Regions from separate parts of the Homo sapiens genome. Here region 1 is linked to region 2. A link is an interaction called in ENCODE POLR2A ChIA-PET data of the cell type or tissue named here. Cell type or tissue: PC-9. All regions are shown on one strand. Links, peaks and the distances in the headings refer to the core of each region. The heading gives the core; the rest is flanking DNA.

Evidence for each region. ChIA-PET counts read pairs that join two places held together with the same protein. Peaks named below come from ENCODE experiments on the same cell type or tissue, not always from the same donor. Only the 100,000 strongest peaks of a DNase experiment are listed, where the experiment ranks them.
Region 1: POLR2A ChIA-PET joins it to region 2 with 21 read pairs; 2 of 35 experiments call an interaction of 5 or more read pairs at or near these places.

The regions. Positions count from the first base shown.
Region 1 is chr3:197,082,591-197,092,673 of GRCh38, reverse strand. DLG1 (discs large MAGUK scaffold protein 1) reads left to right here. Exons shown (of 25, transcript NM_001366207.1): 15 at 1,648-1,762; 16 at 6,918-7,094. Among named protein-coding and RNA genes, the nearest start is that of MELTF, 58 kb to the right of the region's middle. In PC-9, for the core only: no CTCF peak of the experiment used is centred there; no DNase peak of the experiment used is centred there.
Region 2 is chr3:197,511,334-197,521,260 of GRCh38, reverse strand. It overlaps BDH1 (3-hydroxybutyrate dehydrogenase 1), which reads left to right. Exons shown (of 8, transcript NM_203314.3): 7 at 6,845-6,997; 8 at 8,897-9,927. The coding sequence ends at 9,366. Among named protein-coding and RNA genes, the nearest start is that of LINC02012, 6.6 kb to the right of the region's middle. RefSeq lists enhancers at 1-449, 8,972-9,509. In PC-9, for the core only: no CTCF peak of the experiment used is centred there; a DNase peak (open chromatin) is centred at 4,550; H3K4me3 peaks cover 339 bases; H3K27ac peaks cover 1,230 bases.

The DNA.
Region 1 (10,083 bases), core at 817-8,816, 430 kb after region 2:
TTTTTAAAAATTAGCCAAGCATGTTGGTGCACACGATGGTCTCACCTACTCGGAAGGCTGAGGCAGGATTGCTTGAGCCCAGGAGCTCAAGCCTGCAGTGAACTATGCTTGTGCCACTGTAGTCCAGCCTGGGCAACAGGGCAGGACCCTGTCTCTAAAAATAAAAAAAGAAAACAATAATTCAACCATACATCTCTAGCTATAGCCTAAGGATTAAAAGCTACAGGAAATAGTTAACTGTTTACAGTAATCATATCATGGTAGTAGTGTTGGTGGTCTAATTCACTGTTGTAATATTGGATAAAACAAGTAAGTCATTATGCCGGTACTTTTATTCTGCTATCTCCACTATCTTGAGAACCAGAATTACTCATATCCAAGAAAGCAGATACAACGCTAAAATAGGAGAGCTTAAGTAAAAACCCAGTGGTCCTAATTTTTCATTAGAAAAACCAGTATAAACTCATGATATATTTTTATGATCTCCATTCATCAGTCTATAGTTTAGCTGTTTCTACACATACCAAAGACAACTTGCCATGGATTGATATTTATTTAATTATGATGGATACATTCTACTATTAAGGCTATTTATGTTTTTATTTTAAGTGTTTTGTTGTAATTTTGAAAGGATAGTAAAATATTTTATTATTAATGTGGAATTTTAAATGTTTCTAAGCTTTTTGATGAATTGTTGCTTCAGTTGAGCTTATTATCCGTAAAACAAAGTTGATGATTATGGTGAAAGAAAGAGTAACTCAACAATAATCATGCTTACTCTTACTCTGTCATCTTAACCTACACAAAATCCCAGAGAAGTTATTTGCTGTAAGACAGGCTTTATAAGAAACTCAGATTTGAAATGACCTAGTTGTCTGCAATTTGTTATAAATAGAGGGGAAAAAAGATATGTGTTTATAACCATGTAACTGCAATATTTTTGAAAAGGTGCTTAAACTTTTGTCATTAATAGATTTAGTAGTTTTTAATATGTAGCTTTAAATTGTCCATTTTCAAAATCATATTTTTGTATAAAAAATATTTTAAATAAAAATATTCACAAATATTACTTCAGATTGCTTTTGTGTCTTGAATTTTGATAATTTATAAATTATAAAATCAGTTAAAATAAATTTTGTTTATCACTTGTTTAAGGCATATTTTTCCCTTTAATGTTGACCCTGCACAAGTTCCATATTGAAGTATGTAAAATGAACTGATTGTCTCAAGGGGAAAAAGTCAATAATCAAAGCATCTAGTGTATTAATTATTATTATAGGTTTCTTCCTTAATATAAAAATTAGAATAAATCCTGATTTTTAAAATTTACACTTAAATTCAACAGTAATATAAGATTACTGCTGTCTGATGCATGGAAATTGTCATTTAATTGACTAAATGTGGTATAAACTTTAAAAGAGCATGTAGAAAAATTCTAACTCAGCCAATTCTAATTTATGGTACATTTAGGTTATTAATAATTTTTTTTTGAAATTTATGTGTTGGGCAAAATCTTTCGCATATTACTATTTTAAGGTTCTAACCACATTTAATCAATTATAGGACAGTTTACATATTTAATACGTTATCTTCAAATAACTTATTTTTTGAAAATATATCAATTTATTTCTCTTTTTCTTCCATCAGAATACAGTCGTTTTGAAGCTAAAATACATGATTTACGGGAGCAGATGATGAATAGTAGTATTAGTTCAGGGTCAGGTTCTCTTCGAACTAGCCAGAAGCGATCCCTCTATGTCAGGTAAATTTTTTTACTTCTAATTATGGCAAATCTTAATTAGTTATGCATGTAAATTATTTTGTATTTTTCACTATAACTTACTTAGTTTTACCGTAAGAAAATATATTGCCAATCAGTGTTGTTTTTTATTATTGATTCTCTCTGACAGTGTGCCTTTCAAGAATTGGAATATTATTGTATTAATAATTTTATTAATGAAAGTTATGTAATCCTTGAATAATGATGATATAATAAAGGAAGAAATTTCTGTGGACCAGAAATTGTTTTCAGATTGATGTGTTAGTAGTGACTACAAGCTTGATGATATCATGTCTAACACTTAGATTTAACCTCTGTCCTTTTCTAATATATTTTCCATTCAAGTAACATTTAATTACCTGGCAATTTCCATAGTAGCAAAGGAGGCATATGTAAATAATAATTTAAAATGTGAATAGCCTCGGTAAATAATGCATATTTGGAAAATTTCTACATGCATTTTTTAAACACTTGGGAGAAGGCAAATATGTTATTTTCCTATAATATATAAAGGTTAAGTGGCAACATAGGTCTAATAAATAGGTGATATTAGTATATAAACTGGGGTGTTTCTTTTTTTTTTTTTCATTTCGTTGGCTTATAAGACTTAAAACAGAAATCCGAATGTATTTGTATTCTGTATACTTTTAGTAGAACTTTAACTGATAACTTTATTATACTGTTACTGTAACATTAGCACTGTAAGTAATCTGAACCATTCTTTATAAATTATCATCTCAGTCGTCCTGATTCTGTTGGGGGACCTGTTCCTAATACGTTTCATTTATCCTTCTGATGAGAGAGATATGTTACATATATAAACATGTATCCTATACACGTGTATCTATACACACAAACAGGTACTCTGTACTTGTTTACATATGATATGACTTACTGTCTTCACATAATCTTACTCTGATACATCATGAAAGCAAACCTTTCTCACTTTCTTCTTTCTGTTCCTTTTGTCTTTTGCTGTACTTGGTACTTATAACCCTACCAGTGATGTGGGAATCTTAAATGCATCAGATTTTTTTTTCCCTTCGCCAATTCTAGCAGTACTCATTAAACTCTTGTGTTCCAAAGTCATTAAAAGTATTTTATATATACAAATATATCGAAGAAGGAAGAACATGGATTTTTCTACTCTCTTTTTTACACTTTCTTTTTTTTTGCTTATCTACATTTCCTAATTTTAGTATAATTAATAGGTGTTGCCTTTTATTTGTACTTGATTAAATATTTACAAAGGCATAAAAATCAGAACATAATAGGTTATATTTATTTTCGGTACATTTAGTGAATCTTCACTTGTTATTTTTAGAGAAGTAATGCTCTATTTTCTTTCTGTTTTTTTTTTTTTTTTAAAGACAGGGTCTCACTTTGTCACCCAGGCTGAAGTGCAGTGGCGCGATCTCAGCTCACTGTAGCCTCAACCTCCCGGGTTCAAGGGATCCTTCCGCCTCAGCCCCCCAAGTAGCTGGGACTGTAGGCACATGCCACCATGCCTGGCTAATTTTTGTGTTTTTAGTAGAGATGGGGTTTCACCATGTTTGCCAGGCTGGTCTCGATCTCCTGACTTCATGGGCCTCACCCACCTTGGCCTCCCAAGTGCTGGCATTACAGGCATGAGCCACTGTGCCCAGCTTCTATTTTTTAAAACCATATATTATCTAAAGACTTATAATGAAAAACAACTGTCACCGGCACCAGCCCCTAGTTTCATTCTCCAGAAACAAGCATCCTCCATTTTCCTAGCAAACTTCCTTCACCTCCTTATTTCTAAATATGAAGCCTTCGCCTCTATATTTCTAAATAACATGCATATACTGCTATCTTCTACTTTACCAGTTTTGCGCATTAGTCTTACAACCATGGTAGATGAGAACGTTTCTGTGTAGAACCAAACCACTCATTCAGTCTCATCACCATCACCCAAACATAGCCTATCTCTGTTAATAAAACTAATAGCATTTACAGTCATGTGACTATGCAATAGCTGTCATGACTCAGTCGAGTGGTACCCTATGAGCTGCCTCCTTTCTTCTGCAGCCCTTCATTTTTCCTGGACTTAATAATTGTCTTGCATTTTATTTGATTTTTCATATTCTTACTACTAAATATCTTTCTGTATCTTCCAGTAACCACTGTAGAGTTTTTCACATGATGAAAACATATGGTCACACATACGGTCTGATAGTTCAGGTTTTTTCTATCTTTATGCTCCAGTCTAGACTAGTTCCTCTGTAAACGTGCTGTATAGCTCTCAGCTGGGACTTCCCTTTTGCCATTATTCTATTTCCTTTGGCTGTCTACTATGTCACATGTTTCCTAGATGCCACATTTTCTTCTTTCTCAATTAATCTTCCTAGAGCACATCCTCCAGTAAATTCCTGCGAAAAGGTGTGTGGGAGGCACCCTTTGAGGCTTAGCATGTCTGAAATGACTTTGTTTTGCCTTCTCCCCAGTAGAGAATTTGGAATGTGGGGGAGGGAATGATACCCTGTTTTATTTTGCAGGAGCTCCCTCATCTTCCATTTCTTTTGTGGACATGATCTGGTGTGTCTCTGAGATTTTCTTCTGCTTTTTTGTATTCTTTGCTTTCTCTGTATTCCTTTTTTCTAGCTATCCTATTTTCTTGGAGGTTTTTTCTTTAGTGTTTTATATAAGGCATTCTTTAAATATCCAGTGTTCCTTTCATTGTTTTCCACTCTTAGGAATAGAGAAATGAAGATAATGGATTTAACTAGAAGACAGTGGGGTAAAGGGGGGGATAAATTGGCTCTTAAATTTTCTCTCCTGTCCCACGTCATTCTGTTCTTTTCTATAATTAAATATCCTTAGAGAAGAATCCCTGTCTCCTGCCAATAGTATAAACCAAGTTGCTAGAATTTTATTTTCATCCATTTCAGTCCAACCACCTTCCCCTTCTCCACCAAGTTTCAGAGTATACAGCTCCTCAAATTCAATTTCTCTGGAGACTAAACCACTGGTCTTCTGTGGGTTTGGGGACTGGGAAAAGGAACTTTGGTGGGGTTGGTCTAAGTGCTACATACAGTGTTTCTACCTTCTGTTTTTAGTACAGTAACTTATCCCTGCCTACCTTGGTACTACTGTACACTTCTAATTTATGACCATCTCCAGGATTCTTATGGAATAAAACTTGTTTCTATAACCCTCTCTGCTGCCACTCCATTTATAGCTTCTTTCATTCTGCTAAATTTAATTAGCATCATCCAGAAATGTGTTAAAATCTCTCTTCCCCTGTTGTCTTCTCTCTTTTGTATTTTTCGTATTTTATTGTCATTTTAATGAGTCAGGGTGGAGAAGAAATAGACACAGTGTGCTATAGTTAATCAGAAGCCTCATGGTTCTTTTTGAGATGGGGTCTTGCCCTGTTGGCTAAGCTTGTCTTGGACTCCTGGGCTCAAGGGATCCTCACACCTTAACATCCCAAGTAGCTGGGACTACAGGCACACACCACCACCACCACCACACCTGAGTCTTGTGGGGTTTTTTTTAGTCAATGTATTTCTAATTTCAAAAGCCAAAAAAAAAAAAGGCTGCAAAAAACTACCTACAGAATACCTCTTTATAAAGCTCTGAAACAAGCAAAAACATACATTATATCTTTTAGTCACTCACATATTATATGATAAAACCAAACCAACCAAAAAAGAATGAGTCAAAGAAATAAACATTAAGAATGATAGTTACATTCTAATAGTGGTTAACTCTTGATCCAAGGGAATCAGGATCAGAGGGAATATACGCAGGTGAATGTGAATTACTGATGAAGGTTTTGTGTGTAGTCTTGGGTTGGGTAGTAGGTGAACAGATGTTCATTGCACTCTTACGATTAATAACTCACATGTATTCCATGGGTTTCTTTTTTTATGAATCAAATATATTAAAAGAGAATGTTAAAATGCTAACGTAAGTAGAGATTGTGGGTGATTTCCTTTGTTGTTCAATAATACTGTTACATTTTGTGATTCAAAAGATGAATTTTTATAATAATGTAAGAAGTTAGTATTTTCCTTTTCTGAATGTCTTGACATTTGTACTACCTCTTAAGGTACTTTATTTTCTATTTTATATTATGCTTATTTGTGCCCTCATCTTCTCTATGTTTGAATGTATGTTTAAGTGAGCCCTCCTGCTTAACGATCCCCCCTGCTTCCCTAGCACCTTTAGCCCCACGAAAAGACTTGAAAGAACTCATTTGAAAAACCATTAACTACTAGTTTATTTATTTAGCCATCAAGTAATTCCACCCCTCTTGAGTTTTACTTGAAGAGCTAGGTTCTTAAATGTTGGGTAGTGTGAAAAAGATTACGATTTTCATCCTAATTTCCAGTTGCCAAATTAGAACAAAAGAATGAATAAATTATATTATAAATGTAATTGCTGTGATCCTTTCTTACACTCTTGAGAGAGCTTATTTGGACTTAAGAATTTGATTTATTTTAATGTTGTACATTAATTAATCAAGTGGTAGCACACAATATTTTCTTTTTATCAAATTTTAAAATATTCTTAACACTTTGCAATTACCGTATTAAATTATTACTTTCTCCAAAATATTTGGCAGCTGTTAAAGTCATCTGTAATTAGTGTCCATCATTGTTACTGACTCTGAAAACTCTATCAACTCTAGTATTGTGAACAAATGGAAGGAATAATTAATGGACAGAATAGTCACTATGTTGATCTAGTCGTACAGTCCACAACTAATAAATCAAATATATCAGGGAATTTGTTTTCCTACATGTATCTAATCAAAGTAAAGAGAAGAATGTATCTTAATACTTTTTGTTTATTAATTTCAAACTCTCTGGATTTGTCTATTTTAGAATTCAATATAACTTACCATTGGATTACAATCCAAGAGCGTTTTTAAAATTTGTCTTGTGATATTGAAAGAAACAAATAATACAATACAGTATTTTCATAGCAAGTTGATTTTGCTATTTCTTTTTTGTCTTATCTTGTATGCAGTGCAGAATTGAACTGGGCATTATTTGGCCTACTATGATATATTTAATTACCCAAATTACATATACTTTCAGAACCCTATGATATGTTGATTAATATTATAACAAGTGATTATGGACTTTTTTTCTTCTGACTCTAGAGCCCTTTTTGATTATGACAAGACTAAAGACAGTGGGCTTCCCAGTCAGGGACTGAACTTCAAATTTGGAGATATCCTCCATGTTATTAATGCTTCTGATGATGAATGGTGGCAAGCCAGGCAGGTTACACCAGATGGTGAGAGCGATGAGGTCGGAGTGATTCCCAGTAAACGCAGGTATGCCTGTTTCTTACCACTTGAATGTGAGGCAACATAAATAATTGATGTTCTTTTAAATTTTTTTTAATTTGTGACAACATGGATGGACCTGGAGTGCATTATTCTAATTGAAAAAAGCCAGACACAGAAAGACAAAAATCGTATGATCACATTTTTATGTGAAATCTAAAGTAGTCGAAGTCATACAGAGAAGAATGGTGGTTACCAGGGGTTAGGAGGATGGGGAAATGAGATACAAAGTTTCCGTGACACAAGATGAGTGAGTTCTGCACCTCCAACATGTAAGCATGGCAACTACAGGTAATAGTACTGTACTTGAAATTTGTTAAGAGGGTCGGTCCTAAGTGTTCTTACCCCCCAAAAAAAGGCAACCAGGTGAGGTAATGGATATGTTAATTAGGTTGACTGTAGTAATTATTTCACAGTATGTATATATATAATATATATATATAAAATCATTAAGTTGTACAACTTAAATATATACAATTAGGCTGGGCACGGTGGCTCATTCCTGTAATCCCAGCACTTTTGGGAGGCTGAGGCGGGTGGATCACTTGAGGTCAGGAGTTCAAGACGAGCCTGGCCAACGTGGTGAAAGCCTGTCTCTACTAAAAATACAAAAATTACCTGGGCATGGAGGCACACGCCTGTAGTCCCAGCTGCTCGGGAGGCTTAGGCAGGAGAATTGCTTGAACTCAGGAGGCCGAAATTGCAGTGACCTGAGTTTGCACCACTGCACTCCAGCCTGGGAGACAGAGCAAAACTCTGTCTAAATATCTATATCTATATCTATATCTATCTATATATATAAAATATACACATAAAAAAATTAAAAATAATCACCAGAACTGAAAAAATAAATTTATTTTACTAAAATGATTTTATGCTCAGTTTTTTATATTGTGTTTCACAGCCATTTGATTTTATTCAAATGGAATTGTAACCAGTGACATAACTAGAAAATATGGGCCAGGTGCAGTGGCTCACACCTGTAATCCCAGCACTTTAGGAGGCCGAGGTGGGCGGATCACGAGGTCAGGAGTTTGAGACCAGCCTGGCCAGTATGGTGAAACCCCGTCTCTACTAAAAATACAAACATTAGCTGGGTGTGGTGGCGGGCGCCTGTAATCGCAGCTACTTGGGAGGCTGAGGCAGGAGAATTGCTTGAACCCAGGAGGTGGAGGTTGCAGTGAGCTGAAATTGCACCACTGCACTCCAGCCTCGGCGACAGAGCAAGACTCTGACTCAAAAAAAAAAAAACAACAAAAAGTGATGCCTCCAAGCAGAAATTGATCTAAAGCTACTAGTTACTGAAAACAAAGTAAGTATATATTAAATCAGTGTGCCATTTAGCTATACCAGTGAAGAGAAAACTGAAAGTGTCTGTGGTTGGTGTAGGTAAGTAAGAGGACTTAAATTTTGTATTTTTGGTGGCATGAATTTCTTCCTTCATGCCAAAATGTTTGGAAATATCTGGTAATACGCTTCACTTCTCTTTTTCCTTGCTTAAATTACATGTATTGGTGCAGTTCACTGGTCTTTTCTCTTTGCTTTTAATGATTATATATAGGTAGATAGGTAGGTAGGTAGATTGATTTTTTTAAGAGACAAGGTCTTGCTCTGTCGCCCACGCTGGAGTGCAGTGACATGATCATAGCCCACTGAACCTCAGACTCCTGGGCTCAAGCTATCCCCCCACCTCAGCTAGTAGCTGGGACTCCAGGCGCGTGTCACTGCACCCGGCTAAGTTTTTTGTTTTTGTTTTTGTTTTTGTTTTTGTTTGTGGAGATGGGTTCTAGCTATGTTGCCCAGGCAAGTCTTAAACTCTTGGCTTCAAGCGATTTTCTCACCCCAGCCTCCCACAGCTCTGGGATGACAGCTGTGAGCCACTGCAGCCAGCCCTAATGATTCATTTTAGTGATTCATGGGTGTATACTTAGCACATAGCAAAAGTAGTTAAGGACAGGCCCTCTTTGCAAAGGATGGTCCCAGCTTAGAGGACCTCTTCTAAGGCCTGTGAAGTGCTGTTGAGTGTCTCTGCTTTTGTGGGGAAGGTGTTAAAATGTCATTTCAGAATTCCCCTGAGATAGCTTATTTATGAGATCTGCTTCATCCAAATCATTGTCTGGAAGTTCTTCTTTAAGAGCTTTTTAAAGTAGTAGTAGTAAGATAGCCAGCAAAAATAGTTAATGAGATCATAAAGAAATGTTTATTATAACTAGTTAATTCATTTTAAGTCGATTATGCTGTAATAAACATCTTTTTCTTATTAGTTGAATTTATACCTATTTCGTAACTATTTCTAGACCTTTATTTATTTACCTGTTTGTAGAAGTTGAAAAGTAATATTATTAAATTATAATCAAGATTTATAATTATGATTTTCGGGCTTATAACTGCTGTTGGCTGTATCCATATATTTAGCATGATCCAACTATTTGGCTAGATCTTTCAGTTGATGACAAATCCTCTTTTAGCAATGCAGCAATCAGCATAACTTTTTTCCAGAAATAGAACATAGTCTGCTTTAAATTCGGAAATGCTTCCTCTATGCCTTGTTGAGTCAGTAGAAACCTTACATCTTAAATATCAAGGTCAGAGCTCCTAAAAATTGTCTTGGTTCTTGGAGTCTCATACCTTACAAAGGCTTTCTGTGCCTACACCCAATAATAAACACTGTTGGCTTCACTGGAGAGATTTTTTTTTCATTTTGTACAAAAATTCTATAAGATTGTGTTTTAAAGCAAGCAATAATGTAAGAAAGATATCTTGAGACCTCTGCCAATTTCCACATTCATGAGTAGCATTGCAGAATATAATCTTACTCCCGTAAAATACAGTAAGAAACCACAACTAATTATGCCATTTCGTTCTTGAATGTATTCAAAACTTACCTTTTCTTAAATAGAACTATCTCTTTCTTAGACCTCTTCTAAAATAACATAGGAATTGTAATTCCTACAATTCTTGGCTTTCAGGAATAATA
Region 2 (9,927 bases), core at 1,317-9,316:
GCCGCCCAGCAGCATCTGGAGAAGCGAATCTATGAAGTTTACCTTTGAGCTCCCTGACAGCCCAGGCAGAAAGGGTGTGCGTCATTCAGGCCTCTGCTTTCCCTCAGAATGGGGTGGGGCAGCTCTCAGGAGCAGCTACTTCAGTGGCTGGGGAAGGAGGCGGAAAAGGCAGGAGTGACCAGATCCCATGCGGGGAGCTCTGCTGAGCCTGTATCAGCCAGATGGATGTGCTGTCTGTCACAGCAGCTGCCTCAGAGGCTGCGTGTGTGGCTGTCGGTGATGCCGCTCCTCTGCCTGTCTCTGATGTGCCACCTCATCAGCCCACTGTCGCTCCCATCCTCCCAACAGGCCATTCACAGGCCTCTCTGTTCTCTGTTCTCGCTGAACATCTGTTTAATAATTAACAGGCAGAGCCAGCCCATTAAGAAAAGGCAGGATGGGTCCCGCTGGGGTGATTACCGGCTCAGAACCTGCAGCCTGCTTCGCCCTTCCCTGGCGGTAAATTCTCCTCCCTCCCACCTTCCCTGGGCAGCTGCTATATTTTCCTTCATAAACTACTGGGCAGGAAAACAGCTGCATCGGCACCATAAAGCCACTTGATTATAGCGTGGGTTTTGTGGTGATCTAAAATGCCCGTGGAAAGGCGTCATCACCGGAGACCCAAGCAGAGAACGCACCAGGCCGGCTTGCTCAGGCTGGCGGTCCTCGTCCCCTGCCCCCCTGACTCTGGGGCAGAATCACTTCCATTGTCTGTACTGGACTGGCCAGGCAGCCTAACCTACAAGGCAGGGTGGGCCCCGGCCCACACAGAGGGGAGGCACTCACCCCCTGCCCGGGGATCTGGGCTCCAACCCCAGCACCAGCCTGACGCGCAGACCTTTCCCTGCTGCTTTTCCCACGCCGGGCATTCCGGAGGGCTGGATGAACCTCTCACCATCAACTTCCTTAACCGATACTGCATTTTTTTTTTTTGGAAAAGGATTTGAAGACTTTTAGGTCTGAAGAAAACAGTACATCCGTCAGATATGCAGTGGCGTGTCCCCCATCTCCTGCTCTCGCTTTCTTCCCGTCTCCCTCTCCTCCCTCTCCCTGCTTCCCCTCCACACTCTGCCACTCTGCCATGTCTTGGCCTTGCCTTGGCAATTCCCCCTCAGGCAATGCCGGCTGTGAACTCCAGGGAGCACCCTCCCAGAGCGTTCCGACCCGCAGTGGCCGCCACCGACCCACACCCCATGCAGGACATGTCAGAAGGGTCCTCTTCCCCTTCTCCACCGGGGGGGCACATTTGGTTGGCGAGTTTGACGCCCTGCAGCCTGGCTCTGTGGAACAGTTGCTGCCAAAGCCCGGGGAGCCAGCCACGGGGGCGAGATGAAGGAGATTGTCTGGTGAGAGCCACAGAGCCATCTGCCACCGGCCCCGACCCCCGCAGGACGCTGAGGGACAGGACATCTGGAGCCTGGGACCAGCCCTCCCTGTCCCCACCCCAGGGGACACCGAGCCAGTGGGCCCGAGAGCAGGCCGTGGGCATGGCCTGATCTTGGCACATCACTTACCAGTCAGTCAGTCAACATTAATTAATTAATTAATTAATTTTTTTGAGACAGAGTCTTACTCTGCCGCCCAGGCTGGAGTGCAATGGTGCGATCTCGGCTCACTGAAACCTCCACATCCCGGGTTCAAGTGATTCTCCTGTCTCAGCCTCCCGAGGAGCTGGGATTACAGGCGCCTGCCACCATGCCCAGCTAATTTTTTTTTTTTTTTTAGTAAAGAAGGGGTTTCACAAGGTTGGCCAGGCTGGTCTCAAACTCCTGACCTCAGGTGATCCACCTGCCTTGGACTCCCAAAGTGCTGGGATTATAGGCCTGAGCCACCACGCCTGACCTGGGCTTCACTTATTAGAAATGTGATCTTGGGCTTGCACCTGCCCCCTGTGTGGGTCTCAGCTTGCCCATCTGTGAAGTGGGAGAGTGCTCTGAGCCGTCCAGCACTCATGCCTGGATCAGACCACTACAAGAGCATGGGAAGAATTTCAACACAAGCTGCTCGCAGGCTGACAGGCAGCAGAACATATGTGGAGGAGTAAGGGAGAAGCTTGGAAAAGGCCTGGCCTACCATGCTGTGGGATGGAGACCACAGAGCAGGAAGTGACTGATGGGGGGATCCACCTGAGGAGGGGATGGAGACCATAGAGCAGGAAGTGACTGATGGGGGGTGCCTGAGCGGGGGATGGAGACCATAGAGCAGGAAGTGACTGATTGGGGGGTCGGCCTGAGGGGGGATGGAGACCATAGAGCAGGAAGTGACTGAGGGGGGGATGGAGACCATAGAGCAGGAAGTGACTGATGGGGCGGGGAGGTCAGCCTGAGGGGGGATGGAGACCATAGAGCAGGAAGTGACTGATGAGGGGGGTCGGCCTGAGGAGGGGATGGAGACCATAGAGCAGGAAGTGACTGATGGGGGGGGTCGGCCTGAGGAGGGGATGGAGTCCATAGAGCAGGAAGTGACTGATGGGGGGGGGTCGGCCTGAGGGGGGATGGAGTCCATAGAGCAGGAAGTGACTGATGGGGGGGGTCAGCCTGAGGGGGGATGGAGACCATAGAGCAGGAAGTGACTGATGGGGGGGGTCGGCCTGAGGGGGGATGGAGACCATAGAGCAGGAAGTGACTGATTGGGGGGGTCAGCCTGAGGGGGAGATGGAGACCATAGAGCAGGAAGTGACTGATCGGGGGGGTCGGCCTGAGGGGGGGATGGAGACCATAGAGCAGGAAGTGACTGATCGGGGGGGTCAGCCTGAGGGGGAGATGGAGACCATAGAGCAGGAAGTGACTGATCGGGGAGGTCGGCCTGAGGGGGGGATGGAGTCCATAGAGCAGGAAGTGACTGATGGGGGGGGTCGGCCTGAGGGGGGATGGAGACCATAGAGCAGGAAGTGACTGATGGGGGGGGGTCGGCCTGAGGGGAGATGGAGACCATAGAGCAGGAAGTGACTGATTGGGGGGGGTCAGCCTGAGGGGGAGATGGAGACCATAGAGCAGGAAGTGACTGATTGGGGGGGTCAGCCTGAGGGGGAGATGGAGACCATAGAGCAGGAAGTGACTGATGGGGGGCGGTCGGCCTGAGGGGGGATGGAGACCATAGAGCAGGAAGTGACTGATTGGGGGGGGTCAGCCTGATGAGGAGATGGAGACCATAGAGCAGGAAGTGACTGATGGGGGGGGTCAGCCTGAGGGGGAGATGGAGACCATAGAGCAGGAAGTGACTGATTGGGGGGGTCAGCCTGAGGGGGAGATGGAGACCATAGAGCAGGAAGTGACTGATTGGGGGGGGTCAGCCTGAGGGGGAGATGGAGACCATAGAGCAGGAAGTGACTGATGGGGGGGGTCAGCCTGAGGGGGAGATGGAGACCATAGAGCAGGAAGTGACTGATTGGGGGGGTCAGCCTGAGGGGGAGATGGAGACCATAGAGCAGGAAGTGACTGATGGGGGGGTCGGCCTGAAGGGGGATGGAGACCATAGAGCAGGAAATGACTGATGAGGGGGTTGGCCTGAGGGGGGATGGAGACCATAGAGCAGGAAGTGACTGATGGGGGGGTCGGCCTGAAGGGGGATGGAGACCATAGAGCAGGAAGTGACTGATTGGGGGGGTCGGCCTGAGGGGGGATGGAGACCATAGAGCAGGAAGTGACTGATGGGGGGGTCGGCCTGAAGGGGGATGGAGACCATAGAGCAGGAAGTGACTGATGGGGGGGTCGGCCTGAAGGGGGATTGAGACCATAGAGCAGGAAATGACTGATGAGGGGGTCGGCCTGAGGGGGGATGGAGACCATAGAGCAGGAAATGACTGATGGGGTGGGGGGGTCAGCCTGAGGAGGGGATGGAGACATACAGCAGGAAGTGACTGATGGGGTCGGCCTGAGGGGGGGATGGAGACCATAGAGCAGGAAATGACTGATGCGGGGGTCGGCCTGAGGGGGGGATGGAGACCATAGAGCAGGAAATGACTGATGCGGGGGTCGGCCTGAGGGGGGATGGAGACCATAGAGCAGGAAGTGACTGATGGGTCTGCCTGAGGGGTGGGGTGAAGACGGAGGTGGAGGAGTGAGTGAGACAAACAGACCCAGGAGGCTTCTCCAGCAGCCCAGGAGACAGGCAGCGAGGACCCAAGGGAATGCTAGTGGAAACAGGAAGGAAGAACTGACCCAGCAGAGGAAACCAGCAACAGCCTGGGGCGTGGGGACTTTGTCCTCAGAGAGATCTGGGTCCAAATCCCACCCTCCCTGCCTGTTAGCTGGGTGACATTGACCAAGGTGCTTAACCTCTCTGAGCTTCAGTTGCCTCAACCGGATATGAGACAATTTAGGATCTATTTTCCAGGGTGGTTGTGAGGATCAGGGAAGTTAATGAATGTAAAGGGCTTGATTAGGGGTCTGCCAGCTGTCATGTTGATCTTGAGCTGTAATATTAGCAGTACTGGGTGACTCAGTAGGTGGGGGAGGGGTGGAGGAGCTGGAGGAGTCACAGACAAAAGTAAAATCATTAACAAAGAGGAGGAGCAGGCTTGGGCAGCTTGGAAACTTGACGTGTTGGTTGTGGTTAGGGTGAGTCAGGGACCCGTGGGACATTCAGGTGGAAGCGAGACAGGAGATGGGATGAGGAGAGAGAGCCGTGACTCCCAAGGAGAACTGAGGGGCCACTGGTGCGGAGGCGATCTTGGGGATGTTACAGGAAAGTTGCTGTCACCCAACCAGCGGGCATGCCTCCGTGAGTTTATTCAGAACATTGGCTGAGGATTCCAGATGGCAACTAGGTCCACCACTCTCAACACTCATTAAAGCTGTAATCCAGGGGCTGTGCACTTTCACAGGTCATGTTTCATTAAACTTTTTTGGATAGTAGCGTCAAATGTCATTGTTTTATTTTTAGGTAGAGAAAGGGCTGTATGCATTTTAAGTCATGGGATATTGTCCGTTATGAATCAAACACAAAACGGCTGCAAAATTCACAAACATGAAGAAGATGAGGACACCTAAGAGTTAAGTGTACTTTGAGAGGAGCAGGATTAGGCCAGGACATTGGGGGCCACTTGTATCTGGGGGCAGGTGAAAGAAAGGTGTCAGGGAAGATGCAGGAGATGCCTGGGTATCACTAATGCTGAGGGAGAGGTGAGCCTCAAGGAGTACTGGCAGTACTCATATCGTAGCGAGCCTGAGGAGAGTGAAGACTGGGGGTGAGGTCCTTGGTGTACCACCCTGGAGACCCTGGAGACTGCGTGGTCAGGACAGCTGAGGGCTGGGACCCAGTGTGGTATGGAAGGGAGATGGAGAGGATAGAGCGCGCGCGCGCGCGTGTGTGTGTGTGTGTGTGTGTGCGTGCTCTGTCACCCAGGCTGGAGTGCCGTGGCATGATCCGGCTCATTGCAACCTCTGCCTCCTGGGTTCAAGAGATTTTCCTGCCTCAGCCTCCCGAGTAGCTGGGACTACAGGTGCCCGCCACCACACCCGGCTAATCTTTGTATTACAGGATAGAGTTCTTGGAAGCCTGGCGTGGAGGGAGGGAGAGCAGGTAGCACAGTTACAGAAGGATCTTCGGGATATGGAAATGCGGTATTTGTGGACACTCATTCATCTAACACACATTTGTTGAGCTCCTAATGTGTATAGAACTGAAGGGATGGAGTCATGGGCAGTGGAAAAGCTGAAATTGTGTAAAAGAGAGAGAAGGATCAGTGGCTATGGTCTCGAAGATGACGTGGAAGTGTCAGCCATGACGGGTGGGGAGTGGCCTGCTGCTCCTCCTGGGAAGAGAAGAAGGTGAAGACTCAGGGCGCGTCTGCAGGGAGACAGTGGGAGCTGTGGGGTCGTGGATGACGCTGATCCTGTCATTAGCATCTGAGCGAGGTCACAGGTGAGACCTAGAGCAGGGAGACACCCGCAAGGCTTTGGTGGAGAGTGGGAGTGAGCTCTTCATGGACACTCTGTTAACCAGCAATTTCCTTTCCCTAATAAATGCCCTTAATTCTCCATAATTGAAGGAGAAGGCACCAGAGGGCAGTGAATGAAGCTTTAATTTGGGTAACACGGAAGGAAAGCAGCTAGAGACCAATTACTCTGTCATTTACACAAACTCATTTCCATGATTAACTTGGAAAATAAAGCAGCGCCGAGTTCCCACAGGCAGGGGAGGGCCCCAGGATGGGAGCTCTGCTCTGAGGCTGTGCCTTGGGAAGGAGCACGGGGCTATCGGCCCGGGAGACCAAACACTGAGGGTTTCCACAACAAAGAGGCAGGGCCCAGCTCTGTCCTGAGGCTCTGACCCATCCAGCCTTTGCACCCCAACAAACTGAACTCAGAGAGGTCCCTGCAAAACACAGCTGCCTCCTCGTGCCCACCTCCCCTGTGATTTCCCTGGCTTCTGGCAAGAGAAGAGAAGACGTGAGCAAAAGCTCAAGGGCAGAGATGAGTAAACAGGAACGGGGCGTGAAACTCAAACTCAGGGTGTGGGGATGGGATGGGGTGGAGTGGAGTGGAAGTGGGAATTTGAGGTGAGGTGAGACTGAAGGCCGGGGGACACGGCAGGCTGGGTCATGATGGGCCCAGAGACTCGAGCCAGGCAGATGTGACGTGAGGACTGGACATTCTAGACGCAAGGGAGGGCTGCAGTCAGCACTTTAGGCCTCTTTACCTCCTGTCGTTCCTGAGTGACTCTAGAAAGTTTCTTGAGAGCACTGGGCGAGAGGCTGGGAAGTCACAGGAAAGAAGCAGAGAGGAGGCTGGCCTGCAGGCTGATGGGCAATGTCTGGGCCAAGCCCATGTGGTAAATGCACATCTATCCCTCTCCTGTCCAGGCATGTGGGGCCTCGTTAACAATGCCGGCATCTCAACGTTCGGGGAGGTGGAGTTCACCAGCCTGGAGACCTACAAGCAGGTGGCAGAAGTGAACCTTTGGGGCACAGTGCGGATGACGAAATCCTTTCTCCCCCTCATCCGAAGGGCCAAAGGTGAGTGGGAAAGGGAGCTCCCTCCTGCCCCTGAACCTGCCCCACGTGTTCATCTTTGCTCAGAATGGAAATACCTGTCCCAGCAGCTCCAATGTCCACAACTCAGCAGAGGTGAGCTCGTGAATCCCAGGGACTATGCTGGGCCTGGGGTGATGGTGGGCAGAGGGGCTGTGGCCGGGTAGGGGAGGAGGAAGCAGAGCAGGTAAGAGGTCAGTGGTCCATGCAGCAAAAGCTTAAAGAGTTGAGCAGCCATCCACTCTGCACACCTAATCTATAGAGAGAATCACCCTTTGCACAAAGCTGTGTGTACACATCTTTGTATCAGTCAGGTGTGGTTAGTAAAATCTGGCATATTCATTCTATGGGTTATTTATATCGTAGTTTAAAAAATGAGATCATTGTGGTATTAGGGAACAATAGTAAAAATCAAGATTAGAAATTTGGAAAACCAACAAAACACCCAAACCATGTGGGTGGCCAAATGTGAGCAAACCACTTTAGAAGTCATTGACTTGGATTTTTTTCTCTGGCATAGCAAACAATTGTGGCAAAAAGGGTAAGATCCATACATCTATGGTGAAGTCCTAGCAACAACAAGCATGAACACAGACTGCAGCTGTAGGATTTTAGATGGAAACCCCAACCCTTCAGTGACTTCAAATTTAGAGCTTTCTGAAAGGTGCCTCCCCCAGGATGGGCTGAGTTCCCTCCCGGGGACACACCTGGATGGGCTGAGTGCCCTCCCGGGGACACACCTGGATGGGCTGAGTGCCCTCCCGGGGGCACACCTGGATGGGCTGAGTGCCCTCCCGGGGGCACACCTGGATGGGCTGAGGGCCCTCCCGGGGGCACACCTGGATGGGCTGAGTGCCCTCCCGGGGGCACACCTGGATGGGCTGAGTGCCCTCCCGGGGACACACCTGGATGGGCTGAGTGCCCTCCCCGGGACACACCTGGATGGGCTGAGTTCCCTCCCAGGAAAACTGGTCCCAGATCCGCCTCGGCTTCCCGGGCTGGGCCAAATGCAATCCACTTCCAACCCCTCTGTTCCCAGGGCCAGGAGGAGCTGTGGGAGGCCCCTGATGCCCCCAGGCTGGGCCTGTGGCCTTTGGAGGGGGATCACCACACTCTCCCAGTGCCCAGGACTCTCTCCTCATATCCTAGCCCTGAAGTCAGGTTCAGAAATCCTGCCCCTGCCCCTGCCTGCTGCTCTGTTTGCCAGGCGGTCCTGGTCTCCACCCAGGCTCCACCCTACCAGGGTGGAATGGAGTTGGGGAGTTGGGCCTAACAGCACGGGTCCTGTCCTCTTTCAGGGCTGTCCCGGGGCTCCCTCCCAGCTGCAGCCCCAGGTACTTCCTCGTCTGCACTCCAACCCCCATCGCCAGGGCTGCTGTCAGTGGCTAGACACTTGGCCCTAGTGTGCTACTTATCTGCACGTCGTACTACTGGAGCTGGACTTTAAGCTCCATAAGGGGAAGGGGAAGCTTTCAGGCTGTATTTCTCCCTCACCAGCACCAGACCTTGCCTATAGTGAAAGCTCAGATCCACACAGACAGCTGTCTCGCCTCCCACTTCTCCCCTCGTGTTTTCACCCCAAATTATCACCGCATCGGGCTTGATCTGGTTTTTGAGTCAGTTGCGTGTTGCCCATTACACTGTGCCCTGCTGCTTCTCACTCACTTGTCCTCCCCTGTCCTGCCTGGCACAGCCAGGTTCCCAGGGAAGACCAGGGGTGCCGATGCTGATGCGTGGGCCTGAGCTGGCCTTGCCTATTGACTGAGAAGGCTCCTGGGTGGCTCAGAAGTGGTTCCAGCCAAGCCTCTAGAGACATGCCAGACTTCTGCCCGCTGTGTCATAGGGCAGTAACGGCTTAGCAGGTACCTCTGTCTCCCTCTGTAGGCCGCGTCGTCAATATCAGCAGCATGCTGGGCCGCATGGCCAACCCGGCCCGCTCCCCGTACTGCATCACCAAGTTCGGGGTAGAGGCTTTCTCGGACTGCCTGCGCTATGAGATGTACCCCCTGGGCGTGAAGGTCAGCGTGGTGGAGCCCGGCAACTTCATCGCTGCCACCAGCCTTTACAGCCCTGAGAGCATTCAGGCCATCGCCAAGAAGATGTGGGAGGAGCTGCCTGAGGTCGTGCGCAAGGACTACGGCAAGAAGTACTTTGATGAAAAGATCGCCAAGATGGAGACCTACTGCAGCAGTGGCTCCACAGACACGTCCCCTGTCATCGATGCTGTCACACACGCCCTGACCGCCACCACCCCCTACACCCGCTACCACCCCATGGACTACTACTGGTGGCTGCGAATGCAGATCATGACCCACTTGCCTGGAGCCATCTCCGACATGATCTACATCCGCTGAAGAGTCTCGCTGTGGCCTCTGTCAGGGATCCCTGGTGGAAGGGGAGGGGAGGGAGGAACCCATATAGTCAACTCTTGATTATCCACGTGTGGATTATCCACCATGCCAGGAAGACCCATAACTGGTTTTAACACTAACTAGAGGGAATGACTTCTTTGCATAGTGAGTGACTTGGGCCTTCACAAACAGGGTGTGGAGTGGCAGGCAGAGGCCTCTAAATCTCAGGGCAAACATGGTGAATCTATCTCTCCGGAGATAATTTCATACAGAGATTTTAAGAAAACATCTTTATATTAAAAACAGATCTCATTTGATCCTTAAGCCAGTCTCATGAATGAAAAGGACAGGTTTTTTTCTTTTGTAAATGAAGCATTTGCAGCTTAAAGAGGATGCATGAAATAACCCTTTTATCGCTTATAAATAGTGCCAGTTATGTGTTCCTGCCACGGCTGTGGAAATACTTCACATTTGCATTCCAGGACTGTTTTGGATCCATTTGCCCGAGAATCTTCTGACTAACTCTGTGTCCTCATCTGGGCAGCACACACCAAGTGCCCACTG